Regions from separate parts of the Homo sapiens genome. Here region 1 is linked to region 2. Evidence: read pairs that join two places in POLR2A ChIA-PET (ENCODE). Cell type or tissue: OCI-LY7. All regions are shown on one strand. Each heading gives the region's core, and the rest is flanking DNA. Links, peaks and the distances in the headings are about the cores only.

Region 1 (6,846 bases), core at 1,188-5,187, 120 kb before region 2:
ATCTTCTGTGGCTCCTAAAATGTTTTAGAGTTTCCCAGTGGGGGGATAGGTTAACTTTTTCTTGGCCATAGACTGGGTAGTTCTGGTATGACAGCAAATGTAATCTGATTTTTCTTTCTTTTTTCTTATTTATTTATTCATTCATTCATTCTTTTTTTTCAGCTCCAGCTCAAAGGAATTCTGATTTTTAGATGATGGAAAAAAGGGAGGAAGGAAAGAAAGGAAGAAAGAAGCAGAAGAAAGAAAGCAAGAAAGAAACGAATAGCAGCATCCAACAAACCAAGTTTACATGTACCTTAAGGGAAAGAATTTTGTAAGAAAGCTTTTATTTGCAGATGATGTCTGCAAATTGCACCTGTGGCCAACCAGAAATGGGGAGGACCGACAACTGCAGCAAGCCCCTTACCAGCTTCAAAATTATATTTATCTTATTTCCCCCATTTTTAGTAGTTGAAAACACTTCAACACATCCACTGTTAATAATTCTTGCTTCTGAGCATATAGAAAATAGGTCAGTGATGGGACATGCTCAGGATTATAGGCCATGGTGGGAGATAAGAAGATCTTTGAGACCTGAACAACTTCCTCCATGAGGCTGTCACTCAGGGCAGCTCCTGGGTAAGACCTGGGAACCATGCTGTTAAGCTGTGCTGAGATGGAGTTAGAGGAAATGTGGAGGAGGGCTTTCCAGAAGGCAGGAGGCTGGAAGAGGGACTTGAGGGTCTTGAAGAAAAGGCATGTGGGCAGGAGTGTCAGGAGGGGCATGAGGTAATGTTCCCAGAGTGCTCTGAGCCCTCTGGTTAAAGGACATTTAACCACAGATTATTATACTACCTATTATTTGTGTCTGTAATAACTGCTATGACAATGGATGCTGCAAAGGTCAGCCCTGGGGCTTCTGTTGTCTGATGCACTTAGTAAGGGTTGGGGGTGGAAAAGAGTTGATGAGGCTTGCTATTGATCTAAACACTTTTCAGCTGGCCAAGGCCAAGGTGTGGGGGGCGGCCTATGAGAAACTCCAGATGAAACTGATCTCCTCTGGGACTCAGGCAAGGATGGCAGCTGAAATTTAACTTGAATATGTGCAGGGTAAGTCCCATGGTGTAAAAGCTCATCTCAGCATCTTTTTGAGTGCAGGACTCTCCACCCTGAGAGGCTGGACCAGCCACAGAGAGTAGGCACTCACTCAGTTCAGGGCAGAGGCCTGCCTTGGTCACCAAGCATGCAGCATGCCAGGTGGAGTGGGGCCCTGGGCTCTGGGCTCCTGAACAGTTACTAGGCCCCACAGGAGTTTGGACTGCCCTTTCCTGTCTAGAGTCATCTCAGATCTCACTGAGCATTGCTTGGTAGGACTGTAGCAATTCCACCCCTTCACCTTACATGAAGAGAGGGAGGATCTTGGAGGAGAAAAGTCTCAAAAAAAAAAAAATTAATAATAATAAAGAGTTTGAGACCAGTCTGGCCAACATGGTGAAACCCTGTCTCTACTAAAAACACACAAAAAATTAGCTGGGCATGTTGGTACATGTCTGTAATCCCAGCTACTCAGAGGCTGAGGCAGGAGAATCGCTTGAATTCAGGAGGTGGAGGTTGCAGTGAGCTGAGATGGCACAACTGCACTCTAACCTGGGTGTCGGAGTGAGACTCTGTCTCTAAACAAACAAACAAATAAATAAATAAATAAATAAGCTGGGCATGGTGGTGCATGCCTGTAATCCCAGCTACTCGGGAGGCTGAGGTGGTAGGATTGTTTGAGCCCAGGGAGTCAAGGCTGCAGTGAGCCATAATAGCACCACTGCACTCCAGCTTGGGTGACAGACCCTCAAAGACAAGACAGAGACCCTGCCTCAAAGGAAAAAAAAAAGTTTCATTGTGTGTCCTTCATTCAGACTGGGTCCCATGCCCTAAGCCAATCGTGTGCTCTGATTGGCTAGGCCTGTCATTTGCCCAGCCCTGTTGACTAGGGGTGGGGTCAACTCTCCCTGAAGCCCAGGGATTGGAGCAGGGGAAGTGCCCTCCCAGAGGAATATCAAGGTATGGTTGCCAGGAGGGGGAAATGGTTGCTGGGCAGCAAAACAGCAGTTATCTATTAGACCCACATTTGCATTGTACTTTTCAGTGTGTGTCTCATGTGCATTATTTCTTGCTAGCTACTGTGACCTCTTGGCTGCTCCTGGAATGCTCATGTTTTCTCACCCCTTTAGGTCTTCAATGTTACCTACTCAACAAACCTTCCCTGAACACCCCATTTAAAATATGTAACCTCCCTCTACCTCTCCCCAAATTCTCAATTCCCCTTCTCTGCTTTATATATACATTCTTTCCTTAGAGCTTAACACTATCATATTATTTTACTTCTTTATTTTCTTACCAGGCTCTCCCAGTTGAAATGTAAGTTCCATGAGGTAGGGACTTGTATCCATTCTGGTCACTGCTACATCATCTGTGGCAAAACAGTGTCTGGCACATAGTAGATACTCAATAAAAAATAGTTGACTGAATGAATGAATGTGCACAGCCATCCTGTGAGGTAGGTGGGATGGAGGTGATTCTCTCTGTGTTATAGATAAGGACATTGAAATTTGAGCAAAGGATCCTGTTGGTACAAAGATCAAAAAAAAATTTTTTTTTAACTTTAATTGTTCAGTGCTAATGAGAAAACAGCAGAGGGAACTTGATTCATTACAGTGTGTTCCAATCAAGTGAAGGTTAAATGATGCCCTGATGCAGTAGTTCAAATAGAGAAAGTGGTAGGAGAATTGAGTCATTGCCTGGCACGTGGTGATATAGGCATCCCCAACGCAGAAAGAACCACCTGCTTGATCACAGTCAGAATTAAATCATGCTGGGAGTAGCAATTTTGTTTCAGCAAATAGCAACAGTTACATTTAAATTAGTGTGGCTAATTTGAATCTTACTGGTTTTATAGTTTCTTTTAAATAGAATTTGTAAGCTTGTTTTCATTTTGTAGTTGATTGTAAACCCCAAATGTTAAGAAGTGTTGTGCCTAGTTTTATGTTCATACACATTTAAGGAACATTAAAATAAAAATTAAGTAACTTTGTGAGGATTTGTATCCTTTCAAAAGGAACTTGCTTAGTATTCAAGATAGAGAAACATTGTTTCAGAAGATTCAAATCATCCTCTCACTGGAGATAAAAAGGAGGAGTTGCAGAAAGACATTCTTAGAACAGTGCTCAGAACTTTATTACCAGGAGCTTAAAGACTGTCTGGTGAATCCAGCCCTGTCATTTTGCAGATAAGTAAACTGAAGCCCAGCGAGCTCAGGTCTCCTTGCCTTGTCCTGCTTCTCACATAAGGATATCTGCCCCTGAAAGCTATCCCATCATTTCCATGGAAATGATCTGGACAGAGTGGCTTTTCAGCTAGTGGCTGCTGTAATTGGTAAGGCCAATGCTGTGTTGTGGGGGAGGTGGAGGGTTAGGCATCAAATTGGGGGTTACTGATTCTTCCAATCTGTGAACATAATAAATCAGCTTTCCGTTTATTTAGGTCTTCACATTCTCAGCTGTGATTTGGGTGTGTTGCTCTGATTTTTGCTGGGAACAAGAGACAGATGGGGAAGAGCTCCCAGCCCTCCTTGGAGGGCCCAGGCTGGGCAGCTCTCAAGCCTGACTAGCTCTGCTCCCAGAGCTGACCTCAAGGTAGCCATCTAAGGTAGAGATTTCTGATGGTCCAGGTTGGTTTACCCTGGGTATCTGGGGGAGATAAATATGCCTGATCACTAGGGAAAAGAGTGTACCTGGCCTGGCGCGGTGGTGTGTGCTTGTAATCCCAGCACTTTGGGAGGCCGAGGAGGGTGTATCACCTGAAGTCAGGAGTTCGAGACCAGCCTGACCAATATGGTGAAACCCCATCTCTACTTAAAAAAAAAAAAAGAAAGAAATTAGCTGGTGTGGTGGCACATGCCTGTAATCCCAGCTATTTGGGAGGCTGAGACAGGAGAATTGCTTGAGGCAGAGGTTGCAGTGAGCTGAGATCATGCCATTGCACTCCAGCATGGGCAACAAGAGTGAAACTCTATCAAAAAAAAAAAAAAAAAAAAGAGTGAACCAGACAGGCCAGATATTCTCTCACCTGAGACCCTAGAGCTGGGCAGAGGATGGGAAGCACAGGAACTTTTCTGCCAGCCTCTTATTAGAGATCCCGCACGAGGGAAACTGCTGAGTGTCTCCTGCCCTGCCTCACTGGTCTCTGGTGGGAGAGAGAGGAATTGACCCTAGGGCAAACTGTTCCAGTGAAGCAGAAGCTGGTGTGGAGGAATTCATCCTGGTGGGTGATGGCTGAGTGCTGCTGGCTGGGGCATCGGAGTAGGGACAGCCAACTCAATTTCACCACCATGGGCTTCATGAGCTTCTCAGGAGGCCCAAGAATTTGGGAAATGCTTGTGTGGACCATGGCAAAGGACTGGCCTCCCCAAGCCTCCCATGGATTGATGGAGAAACAGGCAGTGAGATGGAATTTGGCTAATGCCATTTTTCATTTCATGAATATTGAACTGGAACACTTATTGTGTCCTAGGCCCTGTGTTACACTGAGTGGGGGAAAGAACAGGGTTGAGGCTTCATAAAGGCAGTGTGAGAGAAAAAATGGACAAAGGACTAAAATAAAGCAAAGTATACTCTCTTAGTTACAAATGGTATGCTATGGGCGTTTGGGGAAGAGGAGTCTATTAACTATATTGCTACTGGGACTGGGGACAAAACTGAGGTTTCTGATTTCCCAAGCCCAAAACCCAAAAAACTATAGTGATTTATTTCCTACCTCCTTCTAGCATTCTACAAACACTCTAATGACTACCATGCCCTGGGCTCTTAGGAAGAGCTCATAGGAGCCTATCACCATTAGGCTGTAAGGTTAGAGAAGAACTCAGGATACAAGGAAGGCAATGGCCAGATATCTAGGTGGGAGGTCCATAGTGCTTTTAGTTTCCAGAATCTTGCAGATCCTACGTGTCTATGTCTCCCCACAGGGCCTCACATGGTCAGTCACCCATAGCAGGGTGGAAAAGAAATTCATGAGCATTGAGGTGGCCTGCTGCATGCCAGGCATGGGGCTGGCACTCTCCCTTCTTTATGTCACCTCATGTGTCAATCCAGTTCTTTTTTTTTTTTTTTTTGAGATGGAGTTTCACTCTTGTTGCCCAGGCTGGAGTGCAATGGTGTGATCTCAGCTCACCACAACCTCCACCTCCTGGGTTCAAGTGATTTTCCTGCTTCAGCCTCCCGAGTAGCTGGGATTACAGGCATGCGCCACCATGCTTGGCTAATTTTTTGTATTTAGTAAAGGTTGTCTTATACTGAGACTAAAGTCCCCAGTATCATTTCACAGGGTGGTGGCCATGAGTGAGAAGATGGGTCAGTCTGTTACCTTGGTCCATCTCAGGACCTCCCTTATTGAGAAGATAAGTTCATCAGTTATTGTTTCAACTTACTTCCTTACCGTCTTCCCACACACTGTGGGCATCCTCACGCATCATAACTCCCCCTTTTCTTTCCTCAGGCTCAGATGAGGGTCTTTCTTTTCTTTTTTTTTTTTTCTTTTCTTTTTTTTTTGAGACCGAGTCTCGCTCTGTCACCCAGGCTGGGGTGCAGTGGTACGATCTCAGCTCACTGCAACCTCTGCCTCCTGGGCTCAAGCGATCTGCCACCTCAACCTCCCAAGTAGCTGAGACAACAGGTGTAAACCACCATATCTGGCTAATTTTTGTATTTTTAGTAGAGATGGGGTTTCACCATGTTGGCCAGGCTGGTTTTGAACTCCTGGGCTCAAGTGATCCGCTTGCCTTGGCCGTCCAAAATGCTGGGATTACAGGCATGAGCCACCTCACCCAGCCAGATGAGGGTCTTTCTTCTTGTTCAATGGCCCATCCCTTAGCCTGTGTCCTTGAACCCATATGGTCCTATCTCCTCAAGAACTTTGTGCTATCCCTCAACTTTCCTTTTTTTTTTCTAGACAGTGTCTGGCTCTGTCACCCAGGCTGGAGTGCAGTGGCCCAATCGTGGCTCATTGCAGCCTAGACTTCCCAGGCTCTAGCAATCTTCCCACCTCAGTCTTCCAAGTAGCTGGGACCACAGGTGCACTCCACCACGCCCGGCTAATTTTTAGTATTTTTGGTAGAGATAGGTTTTTACCATGTCACCCAGGCTGGTTTCGAACTCCTGAGTTCAAGCGATCCACCTGCCTTGGCCGTCCAAAGTTCTGGGATTACAGGCGTGAGCCACTCCACCTGGCTCCCTTAACTTTCTTTAGCTTACATTTTCAACTTTTTCCTCTTAACTGAATTCTTCTTTTCAAACAGCTCACATTTTCCAGTTTTAAAAGAAATCTTCCTTTGATCTCAGTACTTGCGTCTAGCTATTGCCCCTTTAGCTACTTCTTTTTCCCCTCTATATTCAGTCTCCATTTATTCACTCCTAATGTCTCTTTAAACTTACAGCTTTTGCCACTCTGCCAAAATTCCATTGGCCAAGGTCACCAGTGAATTTTCAACTGTCATATCCAAGAACACTGTTTAGGCCTTATTTTCCAGACTTTTTGAATATATCTGATATTGCCAATTCCTCTTACTTTGAAACCTTACTCCTTTGACCTCCTCAACGTCATATACTCCAGGCCCTCCTCGTTCCTGGATGACCATTTTCTTTGTCTCCTTCAGGGGTTCTTGTTCTTTGCTGTCCCTTTCTAAGTGTTGTTCTCCAGGGTTCTGCCCTCTTCTCATGTCCACCTGGGCATTCTTCATGGGTGGTCTCCTGGTGTTAATATCATCCATATGCAGATGACTCTCAACTCTGTTTTGCCTGAGGTCAGGGCTATGCAGTCAAA
Region 2 (5,844 bases), core at 1,764-5,763:
CGTGGTGGTGGGCGCCTGTAATCCCAGCTACTTGGGAGGTTGAGGCAGGAGAATTGCTTGAACCCGGGAGGCAGAGGTTGTGGTGAGCCGAGATTGTGCCACTGCACTCCAGCCTGGGCAACAAGAGCAAAACTCTGTCTCAAAAAAGAAAAAAAAAAAAAAAGATTATATCCCAAAGCTACTATAACTTATGATAGCTCCAACAAAAATATAAAAATACAATAACACATGATAGCTCCAACAAAATTATGATGTCTCTGGGACATCATAAAGGAGAATTCCTTAGTCAGAGGGAGTTTACAGAACCTAATAAGGAACTCTCAGAGTAAAGAATGTATTGGAGGCTGGCTCACGCCTTTAACCCCAGCACTTTGGGAGGCTGAGGCAGGTGGATCACGAGGTCAGGAGTTTGAGACCAGCCTGGCCAATATGATGAAACTCTGTCTCTACTAAAAATACAAAAATTAGCCGGGTGTGGTGGTGCGTGCCTGTAGTCCCAGCTACTCGGGAGGCTGAGGCAGAAGAATCGCTTGCACCTGGGAGGCGGAGGTTGCAGTGAGCCGAGATTGTGCCACTGCACTCCAGCCTAGGCAACAGAGCAAGACTCCGTCTCAAAAAAAAAAAAAAAAAAGAAAAGCTCAAGAATTATGAAAGAAGGTTACTACAGGACAAAGAAGGTCTTTGAAACCAGCTCTGTATACAGAAGGAGGTAAATCATGAGATTAAAAAGTTGCTGATGGCTTCTGTTGGGGATGATCTTCAGTATCACTTTGAATGTCTAGTCCTTGAGAAAAATCAGCTTATTTTAGAAAATGAAGCCCTAGGTTGAAATACAGCTCAGCTTTCCAAACAGAACGTATGTCAATACAGTGTGATACATGGCAAAGTAAATTCCTTGCAAGCAGGGTAATGGCAGATGAGTTAACCAAGTCAAGAGCATCAAGAGCAGTTTTGTTTTTCTTTTTTTTTTTTTTTTTTTGAGATGGAGTCTTGCTTTGTTGCCCAGGCTGGAGTGCAGTGGTGCAATCTCAGCTCACTGCAACCTCTGCCTCCCGGGTTCAAGCGATTCTTGTGCCTCAGCCTCCCAAGTAGCTGGGATTACAGGCACCCATCACCACGCCTGGCTAATTTTTGTATTTTTAGTAGAGTTGGGGTTTTGCCATGTTGGCCAGGCTGGTCTCGAACTCCTGGCCTCAAGTGATCCTTCTGCTTCAGCCTCCCACAGTACTGGGATGACGTCAAAAACGTGATGCACGTGGGGCCATACAGGATCTCCTAAGTGAATGGGAACAGTTTCTTCAGGAAATGATAGCTACCCAGAAATTATTGGAGGAGCTCTTAGTCTCCTTGCAGTGGGGAAGAGGGCAACTTTACTCCCCTAATGTACAACCCCACAGCACAGCAGAGCTGGCATTAACAAATCACAAGTTGGCAAAAGCAGCAAATTCTCATCTTCTGCGAAACGTTGGCATTAACTATCAAAAAAAGATTCCATCGACAGTTGAATTCTGCAGCACCCCAGCTGAGAAAATGGCTGAAATGGTTCTATAAACTTTAGATCCAACTACCTATACAGAGAGCTCACCTGATAATCCATGTTTTGAGTTTTCACCAACCACCTTACTTGCTGCAAAGAAAAATTCTGGATGATTTCATCCCTAGGCTAGATATGAAAATATAACTTTCAATTTCTGCAGTCACTGCCAGGGAGAACTTACTGCCCTTTAACAGTCAATATATTGGAGGCATGCTACAGGTACTTGCTTATTACCCGAGAGTCATTATTTGGGAGCTGGGGTTCTTAGAATGCTAGAAGTAATATCACTTCCTATTTACAAAGTGTATATACCCAAAGATGTTTTATGTACTAGACTCCAGATTACCCCTTCTTAATAAATATCTCAGGGTAATAAAAGAATGAAACTGTATTTAAAATTTAAATACAGTTGCATTTTTTTTCTTTGAGCTTATACAATGTTTTAGAAACAGTCTACTTTTTATAAATATCAAGTTGGATATTCTTGTGTGTTAAACTGTATTTAATATTTAAAATAGAGAATACTTCCCAAGCAATACATGATGCTTTTCCTAAAGGACTCTAAAAGTAAAAGGTTCTATAACTTTCTTTTAAGCACTAAATTATTATTTATCTTACTGGATATTTTATATGAACAGTGTTAATTTAGTTACACTAAAGCAAGGGTAGGCAAACTACAACCATGAGTCAAATATGGCCACACCCATTCATTCACTATTGTCTAGGTTGTTTTTGCTCTATAGCTGCAGAGTTGAGTAGATGCAGCAGGGCATGTATGGCTTGCAAAGCCTACAGTATTTACTGTTTGATCCATTACAGAAAAAGTTTTCTGACTCCTACTCTAAAGTAATTGTAGTAGAAGGCCAGAGGGCTTTCTTTCCCTTTATGGTAATTTTTTGAGCTACAAAAGAGCCTTGGATAAGTGAATGAAGGGATTAATCTTTTTAAAATAAATGCTGTAAGTTAGAAAAAGAATAAATATTTTAGAGCCAAATTAACAAGTACTTCAGCAAAACATGTTAGTTTTATGCAGGGGATTCTGTATTCTGAATGGACACAATCTGACATAGATAAACAGATTCTTAACTGTTGACTCTTTAGCAAATGCAACACACAGGAATATCCATTTGATATTTATAAAAAGTAGACTGTTTCTAAAACATTGTATAAGCTCAAAGAAAAAAATGCAACCCATCAATTAATATATATTATGTAATATATACTATTGTATATTTATTATGAGCCATCATAAATACCCATTGATTGGCCTTTAAGAATAATTACAAAATATTTATATCAAATTATGCAAATTTGTTGCAGAAGTGCCTATCAGTAGAGAAGTCTTCAAAAGACAAACCTGGTCAAATAATAATATATTTTAATGTCAACTTAAAAAAGGCAATATAAAAATCCCCTCTTATCACAGATTACCTTAAGATATACTTTCTAATTGCACTCTGTAGCATCTTCCATTTCTAATCATGCTTCTTGTCTAGAAATCTCCTTAAGTCCTACTTTTCCAACCAACAATGCAAGAGAAATTTTGCAAACTCCAATAGCTGGGGAAGCTGGCTTCTGGAAACAAGCTATTTGAAAGATGGCTTGTGAGCACTTGTAAAAGGATAGGGGGGGCCAGGCGCGGTGGCTCACGCCTGTAATCCCAGCGCTTTGGGAGGCTGAGGCGGGTGGATTACAAGGTCAAGAATTCAAGACCAGCCTAGCCAACATGGTGAAACCCCATCTCTACTAAAAATACAAAAAATTAGCCAGGTGTGGTGGCAGGCACCTGTAATCCTAGCTGTAACCCTAGCTACTCAGGAGGCTGAGGCAGGAGAATCACTTGAACCCATGAGGCAGAGGTTGCAGTGAGCTGAGGCCAAGCCACTGCACTCCAGCCTGGGCAACAGAGCGAGATTCCATCCCCCGCCCCCCCCCGGATAAGTTACTGGCTCAAATAACTGAAGTGTTCAGAGGTAATGCTGACTTTCCAGGTGGCTGAGGCAGAGGCTCAAATGCCAGCAGGGCCTAGCTTCTCTGGCTGGACCCCATTCTCAAAAGTGTCTCTCTCCAAGGCAGCAAAATGACTTCCAGCAGCTCCAGCTTCCCCACCTTGTGATTGCAAGTCTGGCAGAGAGAAAAAGGAGTGACCCCAGCTGGAGGCAGGCAACATAGTGGCCCCAGCCAGGACAGTGGGTTTTGCTTATTGTTATATGTAAAATGTTTATTCAGAAATAGAATGCTTGTTCCTCGGCACCACAAGGAAAAATTAGCATTCAGACAAGAAGTTTTCTCAGCAAGGCAATTTTACTTTCTGCAGAAACGGTGCTCCTTGCAGATGGAACAATGGTGGGAGCACACCTGAACAAAGGAGGGAAGCAATTTTTATCCTTTACACAGCTTGTCCCTGCTACTGTGTCCTGTCTCCATTGGCTGGAGCCAGATCTCACAATCTAAACTAAAACCCAACAGGCTAATAATTTAAAACTTTTCTAAATAGGTAAAGGCAAGGGAGAACAAAGGAAAAGAGGAAGTTGCTTATGCCAAATAGGGAAGGGGCATAGGCTAAGAGCTGGGACATGCCTGTGAGCACGTCCGGCACAAATATCTTGGTTAAAGTACAAGGACATAGACTGTATTACGTGCCTGTGAGCATGTCTAGCACAAGTATTTTGGTTAAAGTATAAGGAAATAGAATGCACTTATTCCTTTATATCTAGCAGCTACATAGGATAGGGCTTAACAAAGAGTTAATAGCACAAAGCAAGGAGGCTTGAAGGAAGTTAGTCTTTAAAATAAACTATTATTTCTAACATGATTTATTTTTTAACAAGAAGGAAAACTTTGAAGAGGAAACTTTTTACTTTCTACACTTACTGTTTGAGGCCTAGCTTGGGTTGTATGCTCACCCTAGGGTGGCGGGTGCGGTCCCACCCAGGCCACCTGAATTCAGAATGGCCTGGCCAGTATGTCAGGGCTCCTTATCACAAGCAACAGAAACCCTTTCTGCCTGCCCCCAAAACTCATATAGGGCGTGGGCTTCTCCAGAGGCAGATGCCGGTCGAGAGACAGGACAGACATCTATGAGCATGGGGAGGAGTGGGCTCCCAGCCCGGATCCAGGAGAAGCGCTGTTGGGACAATAGGCAGCCAGCACCTGAGTCAGAGGTGAAGGTAGCCTCTAGCAGCAGTTGTCACCACCCCGCCCGTGCCTGTCCCACCCTTCAGTTTGTTCCAGCAAACTTCCACCTGTGTGTACCTGCATCTGTGTGCCTGGGGCTTTCCTCCCAGAACTGCAGAAGACCACTCTGCCTGTGGATGGAGCAGGCTACTGAAGAAGCAGCCACCAAGAGCAGCCCTCAGCCCTCAGGGTGGGTGTCTGAGGCCCTCAGCTCCCTCACACTTGGATGGGATGATTCTGAGGCACGTGTTTTAGACTGTTTCTTGGCGCTTCTTTCTCCCATGGGATTCAGTGCAGATGCCCATGCGGTGCTGAGCTCATAGCACAGCTTCACTGTTAAGTCCCCCTTCCCTGAGTCTCTTCCTCATTTCCATCCCCTGCACCTCCCACGTAAACCACTGGTGCTAGAACCCTCATCTAGTGCGTGCTTTGGGGTGTCCCAAACTAGGACACAGCCCACTCTCTGGGACCTACCTGGGGACAGTGACTTCACCTGGAAGTCCCGCTCTAGACCTTTGAGATGGGCTGGGAAGGAGCCCCACACCAGGTCCTCAAACAGCACTGGAACACTTAGACCCACAGGTAAAGAAACCATTCCTGCTTCTGCGGTAAGGAGGGGGCACCAAGGGCTTGGGAAGGAGCTGCCACCTCTCCTTCAGCTGCCCCCTTGTTCTTCATTGGCAGCCCCCACGGACCAAGCGGGAGAACAGGAAGCTCCTGTGTGCCTGCAGGAGTGGGGGTCCAGGCATGCAGGCATGTGGCACAGCAGGGGTCACCTGTGGAGACCTCGGTGCCTGTAGGGGACCCCAGGTTTAGAAACAAAATTCTCATTTTATGATTCAAGACAATGAGAAAACAGTTCTTTAAGGAAAACATCTCTCTATAGGTTATATAGGTTATATTTTATAGGTTGTATTAATATTTTATAGAACTTAGGCTGGGTGCGGTGGCTCATGCCTGTAATCCCAGAACTGTGGGAGGCCGAAGTGGGTGGGTCACCTGAGGTCAGGAGTTCGAGACCAGGCTGACCAATATGGTGAAACCCCATCTCTACTAAAACTACAAAAATTAGCCAGGCGTGGTTGCATGCGCCTGTAGTCCCAGCTACTCAGGAGACTGAGGAAGGAGAA

The links. ChIA-PET counts read pairs that join two places held together with the same protein. Peaks named below come from ENCODE experiments on the same cell type or tissue, not always from the same donor. Only the 100,000 strongest peaks of a DNase experiment are listed, where the experiment ranks them.
Region 1: POLR2A ChIA-PET joins it to region 2 with 5 read pairs; 5 of 35 experiments call an interaction of 5 or more read pairs at or near these places.

What each region holds. Positions count from the first base shown.
Region 1 is chr14:68,983,054-68,989,899 of GRCh38, reverse strand. ACTN1-DT (ACTN1 divergent transcript) reads right to left here. Exons shown (of 4, transcript NR_073422.1): 3 at 4,099-4,215; 4 at 2,437-2,555. Among named protein-coding and RNA genes, the nearest start is that of ACTN1-DT, 6.8 kb to the right of the region's middle. In OCI-LY7, for the core only: no CTCF peak of the experiment used is centred there; no DNase peak of the experiment used is centred there.
Region 2 is chr14:68,863,740-68,869,583 of GRCh38, reverse strand. It overlaps the pseudogene BLZF2P. Among named protein-coding and RNA genes, the nearest start is that of ZFP36L1, 74 kb to the right of the region's middle. In OCI-LY7, for the core only: no CTCF peak of the experiment used is centred there; a DNase peak (open chromatin) is centred at 3,833.